2 separate regions of the Homo sapiens genome follow, and region 1 is linked to region 2. Evidence: read pairs that join two places in POLR2A ChIA-PET (ENCODE). Cell type or tissue: PC-3. All regions are shown on one strand. Links, peaks and the distances in the headings refer to the core of each region. The heading gives the core; the rest is flanking DNA.

What was found. Peaks named below come from ENCODE experiments on the same cell type or tissue, not always from the same donor. Only the 100,000 strongest peaks of a DNase experiment are listed, where the experiment ranks them.
Region 1: POLR2A ChIA-PET joins it to region 2 with 12 read pairs; 3 of 35 experiments call an interaction of 5 or more read pairs at or near these places.

Annotation. Positions count from the first base shown.
Region 1 is chr20:45,281,057-45,286,435 of GRCh38, forward strand. All of the region lies in intron 2 of LOC105372630 (a long non-coding RNA gene), which reads left to right. Among named protein-coding and RNA genes, the nearest start is that of RBPJL, 23 kb to the right of the region's middle. In PC-3, for the core only: no CTCF peak of the experiment used is centred there; a DNase peak (open chromatin) is centred at 2,805; H3K27ac peaks cover 1,022 bases.
Region 2 is chr20:45,171,695-45,177,073 of GRCh38, forward strand. PI3 (peptidase inhibitor 3) reads left to right here and starts at 3,208. Exons shown (of 3, transcript NM_002638.4): 1 at 3,208-3,307; 2 at 4,167-4,442; 3 at 4,676-4,850. The coding sequence starts at 3,229. The coding sequence ends at 4,441. RefSeq lists an enhancer at 2,798-3,997. In PC-3, for the core only: no CTCF peak of the experiment used is centred there; DNase peaks (open chromatin) are centred at 2,037 and 3,087; H3K4me3 peaks cover 1,322 bases; H3K27ac peaks cover 2,954 bases.

The DNA.
Region 1 (5,379 bases), core at 80-5,079, 110 kb after region 2:
TACTACTGCCCTCTGCACCACGCTTCACATGCATGCTCTAATTTAATCCCTGCATTGTGGGCTGAGATTTACAAATCAAGATGTACTCTCATTTTTTTTTTAAAGAAATTGAGGCTCAGAGGGGTTACAAGTGAGATTTTTTTGAACATGCTGCAGCTAGAAAGTGGCAAAGCAGAGATTCAAACTCGGGTGGGCCTGGCCCTAAAGTGTTAGCCCTTGCTATATGATATACTGTATCCTCAAAATGACTTTCTCTGGGGAAGAGCAAATCCATAAAATGTACATACATTCACACTCCTTCTAAAAAGTAATAAGGGGCCAGGCTCAGTGGCTGACGCCTGTAATCCCAGCACTCTGGGAGGCCAAGTCGGGTGGATCACTTGAGGTCAGGAGTTCAAGACCCCATCTCTACTAAAAATACAAAAATTAGGCAGGCATGATGGTGCATTCCTGTAATCCCAGCTACTCAGGAGGCTGAAGCGGGAGAATTGCTTGAACCCAGGAGGCAGAGGTTGCAGTAAGCCGAGATCGCACTACTGCATTCCAGCCTGGGCAACAGAGCAAGACTGTCTCAAAGAAAAAAAAAAGAAAGAAAAATAGGAAGTAATATGGAAATATATAGCAAAAAGTCTTACAGATGCTTGTACCATTTATAAAATGCCTAAATAAAACAGTTGGAGTTATGTATAACAAGATATTATTAGTTTCTCTTTTGTTTGTGGAAATGCACATGATGTTTTAGTCAATTACTATTTCTGCTATCTCAAGACAACTCCTGGCCAGGCTCAGTGGCTCACTCCTGTAATCCTAGCACTCTGGGAGGCCAAGGCAGGTGGATCACTTGAGCCTAGGAGTTCGAGATCAGTTTGGGCAACATGGCGAAACCCTGTCTCTACCAAAAAAGAATGAAAAAAAAAAAAAAAAAACTAGCTGAGTGTGGTGGTGTGCACCTGTAGTCCCAGCTACTCGGGTAAGGAGGATCACCTGAGGCTGGGAAGTGGAGGTTGCGGTGAGCCAAGATCTTGCCACTCCACTACAGCCTAGGCAACAGAGTGAGACTGTCTCAAAAAAAAGAAAAAAGAAAAAAAAAACAGATAAAAGACCACTCCTTTCTCTGGGTTGCAGGGCATAAGAAATTACAATGGGTACACAAGACATCAAGGAACAAAGAGACCACAAGTCCTCTGCACACCTCCCAGGGGCAACATGACTCTTTGAAATAGATGTGACACCCTCTGGAGGAGGGGGACATGAACAGTCTCTGTTGGGGAAAGTAACTAGGGTCTTAATTTTCTCATTTCTATTGCAAAATGTCATCATCCAGAATTCTTTCCAATAACACATCAGCCCCTTTGAATTTACCTCACACATTTTTTAAAGGTGTTGTTTGCTTACTGTCTGTTTTTTCCTTTCTACTCTCTCTCCCATCCTGTTGTTTCTATATTTGATACAAATATTTAAATTAAACATAGTAGAAGGATGGTTTGCATTAGGGCTTATGTTGCACTTGGCCGTGATGCCCAGGGCCCAGGTGCACGTGCCTCCAACAGCAGGGCAGACACCTGTTAGCCAGTGATTTTTTTATTAGAAAAATAATACAAGAACTTCTAATTAAAGATGGCAAAATGAAAGTGATGTAGCTCCACTTTCTTCTTGGAAACCCACAGCCTTCCTTCTTTGATGAAATTAGAAAGCAGTTTCAATCCTGGGCCACAGTTGGTTTTGAAGATGTGGATGGGAGGGTAACAGGGAAACCCACTGGAAAGGGTTAAGGTGCAGCTCAAGTGAAAACAATAGAGGTGAAAGCTCCAAGCACAGAGCCTGGCACATAGTAGGTGCTCCATGGCCCTTATTCATGAAGGACGCTTGTTTTCTTCAAGCAGAGGGACTGCTAAGCTTGAGCCAGGAGGAAGGGTGTGGGGAAGAGCCAGCATGAATGAGGGCCACTGCCAGGAGAGGTGTCTCTTTCTCTCCCTCACACACACACACACACACACACACACACAACACAAACACACACCAAAACACAAACACACACCAAAACACACATACACATACAAACACACAATATACACACACAAACATACAACACAAACACAACACACACACCAACACATACGTATGGAAACACACAGATACACATGTACACACACTCAAATACATACACACACATATACATACACAGAAACACATATACACAACACACACACGTACACAAACACACAGAAGCACACCACACACGCACACATATACATGGAAACACACACACACACACACACACACACACACACACTTTCTCCACGAGAAGGAGCAGAATCCAGGCCAAACCCATGGAATCAGATCCTGGGGCAGAACCAGCCACGAGTCAGCCAGTGGGCGGGGTCAGGGAGATCTGGAGGACATGTGGATGACTTGGGGGGTGGCCCCCACTCAAACCAGACCCCTCTGTCCTTTGACATCCCCAGCCTTCAGTCCAAACCCTCTGCCTGGCACCCAACTTGAGGCTGGAGAGAGGGTGTGGCTGAGCTTCAGCCCTGACAAAAGCCGCACCTCTCTGCCAGCCACAGCTGTGGCCCATGGGAGGGAGCTAGATCCTGGGCTGGGACCTGAAAGGTCTGGCCCCACCCAGCATGGCGATTATCTTGACATGTAAACTTGGGCAAGTTACTCTCCCTCTCCAGTCCTGAATTTTCCCTTCTGCAAAATGGGAGTAGCCACATTGCCTTGTCTTCCTCCAAGGGGATGGTTGTGTGGCTCTGCTGAACTATTCATAATAGGAAATTGCTTTGTGACTCGCCCAAAACATTAGTCACTGTGATTATTAGCATCATCATCATTATTGTTCCTCAATCCACATGCCAACTGTCCTCCACCCTCTCTCTCCTCTTGCCCTCTGGAAAGCAGCTGAGTTGACAGTGGAAGGCTCCCCAGCACTCCCACGAGTCCTTCCCTGACTTACCTCTCTCCTCCAAGAACCTCTGCCTTTTGCCAGCTGGTATTGAGTCAAGGGAAGGCCCCCGCTTTCATCCCAAACATTCTCCCCCCGACTGACCACCCTGATGAAGTGGCAAGAGCCCTGCTCATCAAGGGGCTCACTGATGGTTTGGGGGCATATCTCATCCTCTCTCTGACCTCAGCTGCCTCATCTGTAGAGGGAAAGTGTTGATGCAAACTTCACAGTGTTGGCATGAGCACTACACAGGATCATGTAAGATAAAGAGCCCATTTCAGGCCGGATGCAGTCACTCATGCCTATAATACCAGAGCTTTGGGAGGCTGAGGTGGGAGGATCACTTGCGCCCAGGAGTTTCAGACCAGCCTGGACAACATAGTGAGATCTCATCTCTACAAAAAATGAAAAAAATAGCTAGTTGTGGTGGCATGCACCTGTAGTCCTAGCTACTCAGAAGGCTAAGGTGGGAAGATCACTTGAGCCTGCGAGAGCAAGCCTTCAGTGAACTGTGATTGTGCCACTGCACTCCAGCCTGGATGACAGAGCAAGACCCTGTCTCCAAAAAAAAAGCGGGGGGAATAGGGTACAGGTGGGGGCTGGACAATAGGCTCTGGGAAGCTTGTCATTGCATTTGTCTGTGTAGTGTAGAATAGCTAAACTATCCAGACATCCATCAATAAGAAATGGTTAAGTGAAATACAACACATACATAGAGTAGAATACTACACAGCCCTTAGAAAGAATGGAGGAAGGCATGGTCAGAGTTCTTGGTTGCAAGCAACAGACATGCCACACCTGGCTGATATCAGACAGACCATTTCACAAGTCCAGGGTGTACCATCCACACTGGGTTCTATGTAAATACCCCCCTCCTGCTATGTTTTTTGAAACTGTGAAACTTAGAAGCTTTGCAAAGATACCAGGGAGTTTATAGAAATAATGATTAGAGGCTGGGCATGGTGGCTTATGGCTGTAATCCCAGCACTTTGGGAGGCCGAGGCAGGCGGATCACAAGGTCAAGAGATCGAGACCATCCTGGCCAACATGGTGAAACCCCGTCTCTACTAAAAATACAAAAATTAGCCGAGTGTGTTGGCGTGTGCCTGTAGTTCCAGCTGCTCGGAAGGCTGAGGCAGGAGAATCGCTTGGACCTGGAAGGTGGAGGTTGCAGTGAGCCAAGATCACGTCCCTGCACTCCAGCCGAGCAACAGAGCAAGACTCCATCTCAAAAAAAAATAAAAAATAAAATAAAATAAAATAAGAAATAATGATCAGAAACCAAGGAAGTCAGCCGAGGTCACCGGCAAGAATCATCTGGTCAGGATTTTTTCAGTGGCTCTCAATATCATCCCCATCGTAAATGGCTTTCCAACTGTTCCTGCACCTTTGGCTTATTCTCTCAAGACTATATCCCCAAGGAAAAGGCATAGAATAATTAAACCTCAGCCATGCATTTTATTTATTAACAAACACTCATGTTTGTACATACTATATACCAGGCACTGTTGTAAGAATGTTAAGTGGATTGTCTCCTGATTGCTTTATTTGAATTTATTTAATCCTCACAACAATTCTATGAGGTTGGTGCTATTATTAACTTCATTTTCTGAATGACAACACTGAGACAACTTGTCCAATTTATTTGACAAATAAGCAAACCTGGGATTTTAAACCAAACAAACTGGTTTTGGAGCACTACACTAGCTGCCTCTACAGGCATAGGAGACGTCTAGAAGGAATCACAAGAAATCATTCTGTGGTAATCTCTAGGGAATAGGATTAACGGAAGCAGGGGATCTTTTTTCACTTGATCGGTTCTATGCTATAGACGTTTTGTTTATTTATTTTTTGAGACAGTCTCACTCTGTCGCCCAGGCGAGAGTACAGTGGTGCAATCTCAGCTCGCTGCAACCTCCGCCTCCCAGGCTCAAGCTATCCTCCCACCTCAGCCTCCCAAGTAGCTGGGACTACAGGTGCATGCCACCATGACCACCTAATATTTGTATTTTTAGCAGAGATGAGGTTTCTTCATGTTGGCCAGGCTGGTCTCAAACTCCTGAGCTCAAGCCATCTGCCCACCTTGGCCTCCCAAACTGCTAGGATTGTAGGCATGAGCCACTGTGTCTGGCCTAAGTTTTATTTTAATGACGACCCTGGACGGCTTGTATGGTGAAAATATTTTTAATACAAAGGTTTTATCTATCTGATTTTTGTTTGTTTGTTTTAGTCTGTGTATGTGAAGCCAAAAGCTGAGCTAGCTCTGAGGGAAGGAGGGCTAGGGCGCGCAATGAGCCACCAAGGAATTCTGCCAGGGTTGGAGTTGGAAGGACAATTTGTTGGGGGCCTGAGATGAGAAGGAGGAGGAGGAGGTGATTGCCGCCAGTCTTCTGCAGTTGCTCTTAAACTTGAGCCTGCATCACAGCCAC
Region 2 (5,379 bases), core at 146-5,145:
ATATTTCCCAGTTCTCCTTCATTTGAGTTTTATGACAAGTGGGTAATTCTAAATATTGTCACTGTGGACTTGTGTTGTTTATTCAACATTATTTTAATTATGGTCATATTGTGCATGGCTGTAATTCAGTTATTTTCATAATTGTATAATACTTCCTTGCATTAATATGTCATGACATATTTATGCATTAATATGTCATGACATATTTATCCAGTATTTTAGTATTGGTAACATGGACTGTTTCCAGTATGTTATTGTTAAAAACAGTACTTTTATGAACATTATTGTGCATGTTTCTTGGTAAACATGTGGAAATATTTTCCTTAATTAAATCTTTAGGAGTGCAATTGCTGAATTATAGATTGTGTACACATTCAATTTTACTAGCTGATGTCAAACTGTTTTTAAATGTTTCACCAATATAGACTCTCATTAGTAATGCATAAAAGTTTCTTTTCTACTACAAATCAATAAGAAAAGATAAACAACCCATTCAAATCTAAAATAAAAGTTGAAATTAAATAAATAAGTAAATAAAAGGTAAGATACTTGAATTGGCACTTCACAAAAGAGGATAGCCAAATGGATAATAGAAATATTAAAAATGGGCCGGGTGCAGTGGCTCATGTCTGTAATCCTAGCACTTTGGGAGGCCAAGGCAGGTGCATCATCTGAGGTCAGCGGTTCGAGACAAGCCTGACCAACATGGTGAAACTGCAAAATATAAAAATTAGCTGGGCATGGTGGCATGTGCCTGTAATCCCAGCTACTTGGGAGGCTGAGGCAAGAGAATCACTTGAACCTGGGAGGTGGAGGTTGCAGTGAGCTGAGATTGTGCCATTGAACTCCAGCCTGGGTGACAAGAGCGAAATTCCATCTCAAAAAAAAAAAAAAAAAAAAAAGGAGTATTAAAAATGGGTCAGCTTCACCAGTTATTAGGAAAGTGTAAATTCAAATCACAGGAAATCCCACAAGATGTCCACCTGAATGGCTAATGAAAAGGCAAATCATATGAGGCATTGGTGAGATTATGGAGCAAATGGAATGCTCACACATTGCTGATAGCAGTGTGAATTGGTACAATGATGTTGGAAAATTGATTGCAGTATTTATGACAGCTGGATGTATCTATACTCTGTGATCTGTACTCTGTGATCCAGCAATTCCATTCCTAACCATATATCCAAAATAAATGCATACCTATGTTCTGCAAGAGATATGTACAAGAATATTCATAGCAACACTATAATAGCTAAAACCTAGAAATATCCAATGTATATTGACAGTAGAATGAATATATAACATTTTTGGTATTTTTCATAGAATACTGTACAGCAGTGAAAATGATGAACTACAGGTGTAGACTTCAAAATGGATGACTCTCAAAAATATAATGTTGAGCAACATAAGCAGGACATATGAACACTATACCTTAGATTTCATTTACATACAAATTGAAAAAGTATACTAAACTGAATATATATTTCAGAATACAGACAGAAGTGGCATAACTATAAAGGAAAGCAAGGGCTAATTACCATAAAATCTTAGGAAGCAGTTATCTCTGGGGAGGAAGGAGAATGAAGCAACTGAGGAGAGGCATGGAGCATAGATATAGCAAATATTCTCCTCCTTTACCTGGCAGCTCATTTTAATGCTATTCTTTAAAGAATATAGGTATTTTCTGTGAGCTTTTTATTTGTTTGTATGGCTTATTGTACAATGAGCTTTTGTGTAAGGTAGCCAAAGGCTTCCACAGTCTGACATTCGTTTATGTCTCCCTCAGTTTCAGGCTTGGTGGGCATGTGGTCAGAGTCTAAATCGACAAGGGGTGGGGATTTCACCAGCTGAATTAGTGTCCAATAATTAGTTTGTTACCTTCCCTGCCTTAACTCCACCTCAACTCAGTGACTTTCTTAACTCAGATTCTGTCCCTGACAATACCCAACTTCAGGATATTCATTTCTATTACTCAGAACTTTTGGTAACAATGACAGAATAGTAAGTCAGACTAGCTGAAGCAGAGGGCTAATTTATTGCCTCATAACCCAACCATGAGAAGGGTGTGTGAAGAACTGCTCTCAAGGTAAAGGAGGGAAACCTGGCTGTGTCATCTGAATCTTCTCTCACCATCACTTCTCTCCTTGTCTCAGTGTATTAGAGTCGTTTTTCTCAGACAATTGATCTCCACCCCCAGACTTAGATAACCACTTCTGGAATTCCCTGGTTCATATATATCACCTTTTCCAGAAGAAGGAACCCCCGTTTTCCCCTTTCATTACTCATTCAAATAAAATATGTTAATAGACCAGACCAAGTCTCACACACAACACACACACACACACTCACACACACACACACACACACACACCCCTACCTGTGGTCAGGGGTCAGGCTTTCATGATTAGCAGTCCCCATTAGACTCACAAGTTGATGGTTCAAAGAGACAACAATTCTTCACAAGAAACAGGGTGCTGTTCAAAGAAGTGGGGAGGCATGCTGGACACACACACTGTAGATGTCCAATGTATACATGATACATGTTTTCTACTACTTTCTGATTATTTTCTCCCTACCACTGTGATTTCAAGGGCATCATCCCTCTTCAGACCTAGAATTCCACCTTCCAATTACTTTCTTGATGCATCTGAAAGGCCGTCTCTGAAACAGCAAAGTGCAATAATTAGTCATTATGTATTCAAGGCAAATTTGTCTTACAGAGTTTTTTGCAGGACCAGGGAAGAAGGAAGGAAATGCCCAGTTTGATGCTGGGAGTGGTAAAATGATAAAGTAGATCTGGGTGGGGTTTGTAGCACCAGAGCATAATGGAGAAACACCTTGGTTTTGTAATCAAGACTGGATCTACCAGTGACTTGCTGAATAACCTTCGGTGATTCCTTTCTCTTCTTGGGTCTCACTGTATTTCAAAACATGAAGAATTTCATTGTAATGTTACCTAATAAGTGAGCCAGCACTTCTACTCTGTGAGAAAGTAGGAAAACTCTTGGGACAATCAGAGATGATGTGATGTAATGTCCATTAGTTCTTCCTGTGAATAATCCTGAGGGAAAGCCCCCAGGTCCCTCCCAGAATGGGGTGGATATTTCCCAATACAGCTAAGGAATTATCCCTTGTAAATACCACAGACCCGCCCCTGGAGCCAGGCCAAGCTGGACTGCATAAAGATTGGTATGGCCTTAGCTCTTAGCCAAACACCTTCCTGACACCATGAGGGCCAGCAGCTTCTTGATCGTGGTGGTGTTCCTCATCGCTGGGACGCTGGTTCTAGAGGCAGCTGTCACGGGAGGTGAGTGAACAGGTGACCTGCTGGGCTGGGTTGGACTAAGGGGAGACCCTCTGGGACACCCTGGGCCAGGACAGGGAGCACTTCTGAAGCAGTAGGCAGCACTGGAGCCCAGATTTCAGCTTTCTGTTCTTTGCCATCATATTCAGAAAAAATAGGACTTTGGCTGGTGGACTCCACGTGCTTTCCACCTCAGTGACTGAGATATCAGGACTGTTTGTGGAAGTAATGTTGGTATGTGGCCTTGGCCTCAGATGTCAATACCTGTGCAGAATGTGCAATAAAATAATGAACTCCAGGATTTTAAACCTTGGGTGTGGACACAGTCCCCCGTTTCTCTGCCCCATAAAAGCACTGGAGTAATCAGTACTCTAAAAGGAGGTTAAGAAACAACAAGCCTTCAGGAATCATGTTGTTTGAGGACCCCCATTTTATAAGGAGGGAACCAAAAATGTAGAAATGAGTGAGCAATTGCCAAGGTAATTCCCAGAGCCAGGATGGGGCTCAAGTCTCCTAGTATGTGGCTCAGGGTTCTTTCCTACTCCAATGCACTTCCTAACAAATGACAATGTGTCCTCTTCACTGCTGGGTGTCACCCCAGTCTGACCACTGCTCCTGAGAGACTTGGAGTGGAGGAAGGGGGAAGAAACAAATACTCAAGGGAACTCTGGTCCAGTAGACCACCCCAAAAAAGGAAGAGCCTTCCAAGAGTGTAGCTCCCAGAGGTGTACCTTCCCTACTCAGGCCATGGTTTGAGGATGCTGCAGTAAGCAGTGGATGGACCCAGACCCAGAGGAAAGACATGGCAGCTGAAGCAGAGGCTTACTGGGTATAAATGTGGGCTCGTTTCTTCTTTTAACAGTTCCTGTTAAAGGTCAAGACACTGTCAAAGGCCGTGTTCCATTCAATGGACAAGATCCCGTTAAAGGACAAGTTTCAGTTAAAGGTCAAGATAAAGTCAAAGCGCAAGAGCCAGTCAAAGGTCCAGTCTCCACTAAGCCTGGCTCCTGCCCCATTATCTTGATCCGGTGCGCCATGTTGAATCCCCCTAACCGCTGCTTGAAAGATACTGACTGCCCAGGAATCAAGAAGTGCTGTGAAGGCTCTTGCGGGATGGCCTGTTTCGTTCCCCAGTGAGGTGAGCACTAGCTGGAGAACGAGGAGACCCCTGAAGACACAAAAGAAGGCTGAGCGGTGGGGAAGCATCCCAGGTTGGTGGGAGGGAGGTTGTGGGAGGTGACAGAAAGACTGGGAGACTGAGGGGTCTGAGAGGCTATAACCAGAGTGCCTAGAAGGATGATCTGTCTTCCTCACTGCCTCTGAGTGCTTTGATGTGCTGACTCTCACCTCTGATACTCTTCTCTTCCACAGAGGGAGCCGGTCCTTGCTGCACCTGTGCCGTCCCCAGAGCTACAGGCCCCATCTGGTCCTAAGTCCCTGCTGCCCTTCCCCTTCCCACACTGTCCATTCTTCCTCCCATTCAGGATGCCCACGGCTGGAGCTGCCTCTCTCATCCACTTTCCAATAAAGAGTTCCTTCTGCTCCACTTGTTTCTGGTTCCTATGACTTCTGGGCTCCTGGATGCTTTGGGGAAATGGATGTAGAATTGGGACTTCTTCTCTCCAGTGAAGAGGGGAAACGGTCCCATGGTGAAAGAGAGCAGGGCGGGGGGAGGAAACAGGAGGCACATTGCTAGGGCTTCATATTACAAATCCAATAATCAGCCCCAGTGCTGCCAGCTCCTTTTCACCAGGAAATGGAAATATGGAAATCTTGCCTTTGGCCAAGGACCAGGAAAAACACAAAACACAAAAAATAAATAAACATTACATAAACCATAAGCAGGTCTTTTTTTTCCAATCCACCATCAGTCCTGACCTGGCTACTGTCGGCCTTACCAGTGTGACCAGCCAACCCTTATGGCTGCAACTACAGCTCCCCACTTCCTTCTCATTAATGTTTCCCAGGAATCTATATCTTTTCAACACCACATAGAAAGGATGATGTTACAGATGCTGCGAAACTCCTGCTCTTTAGAATTTCACTGGTTTATGCCTGAGATTCCTCCATGAAGT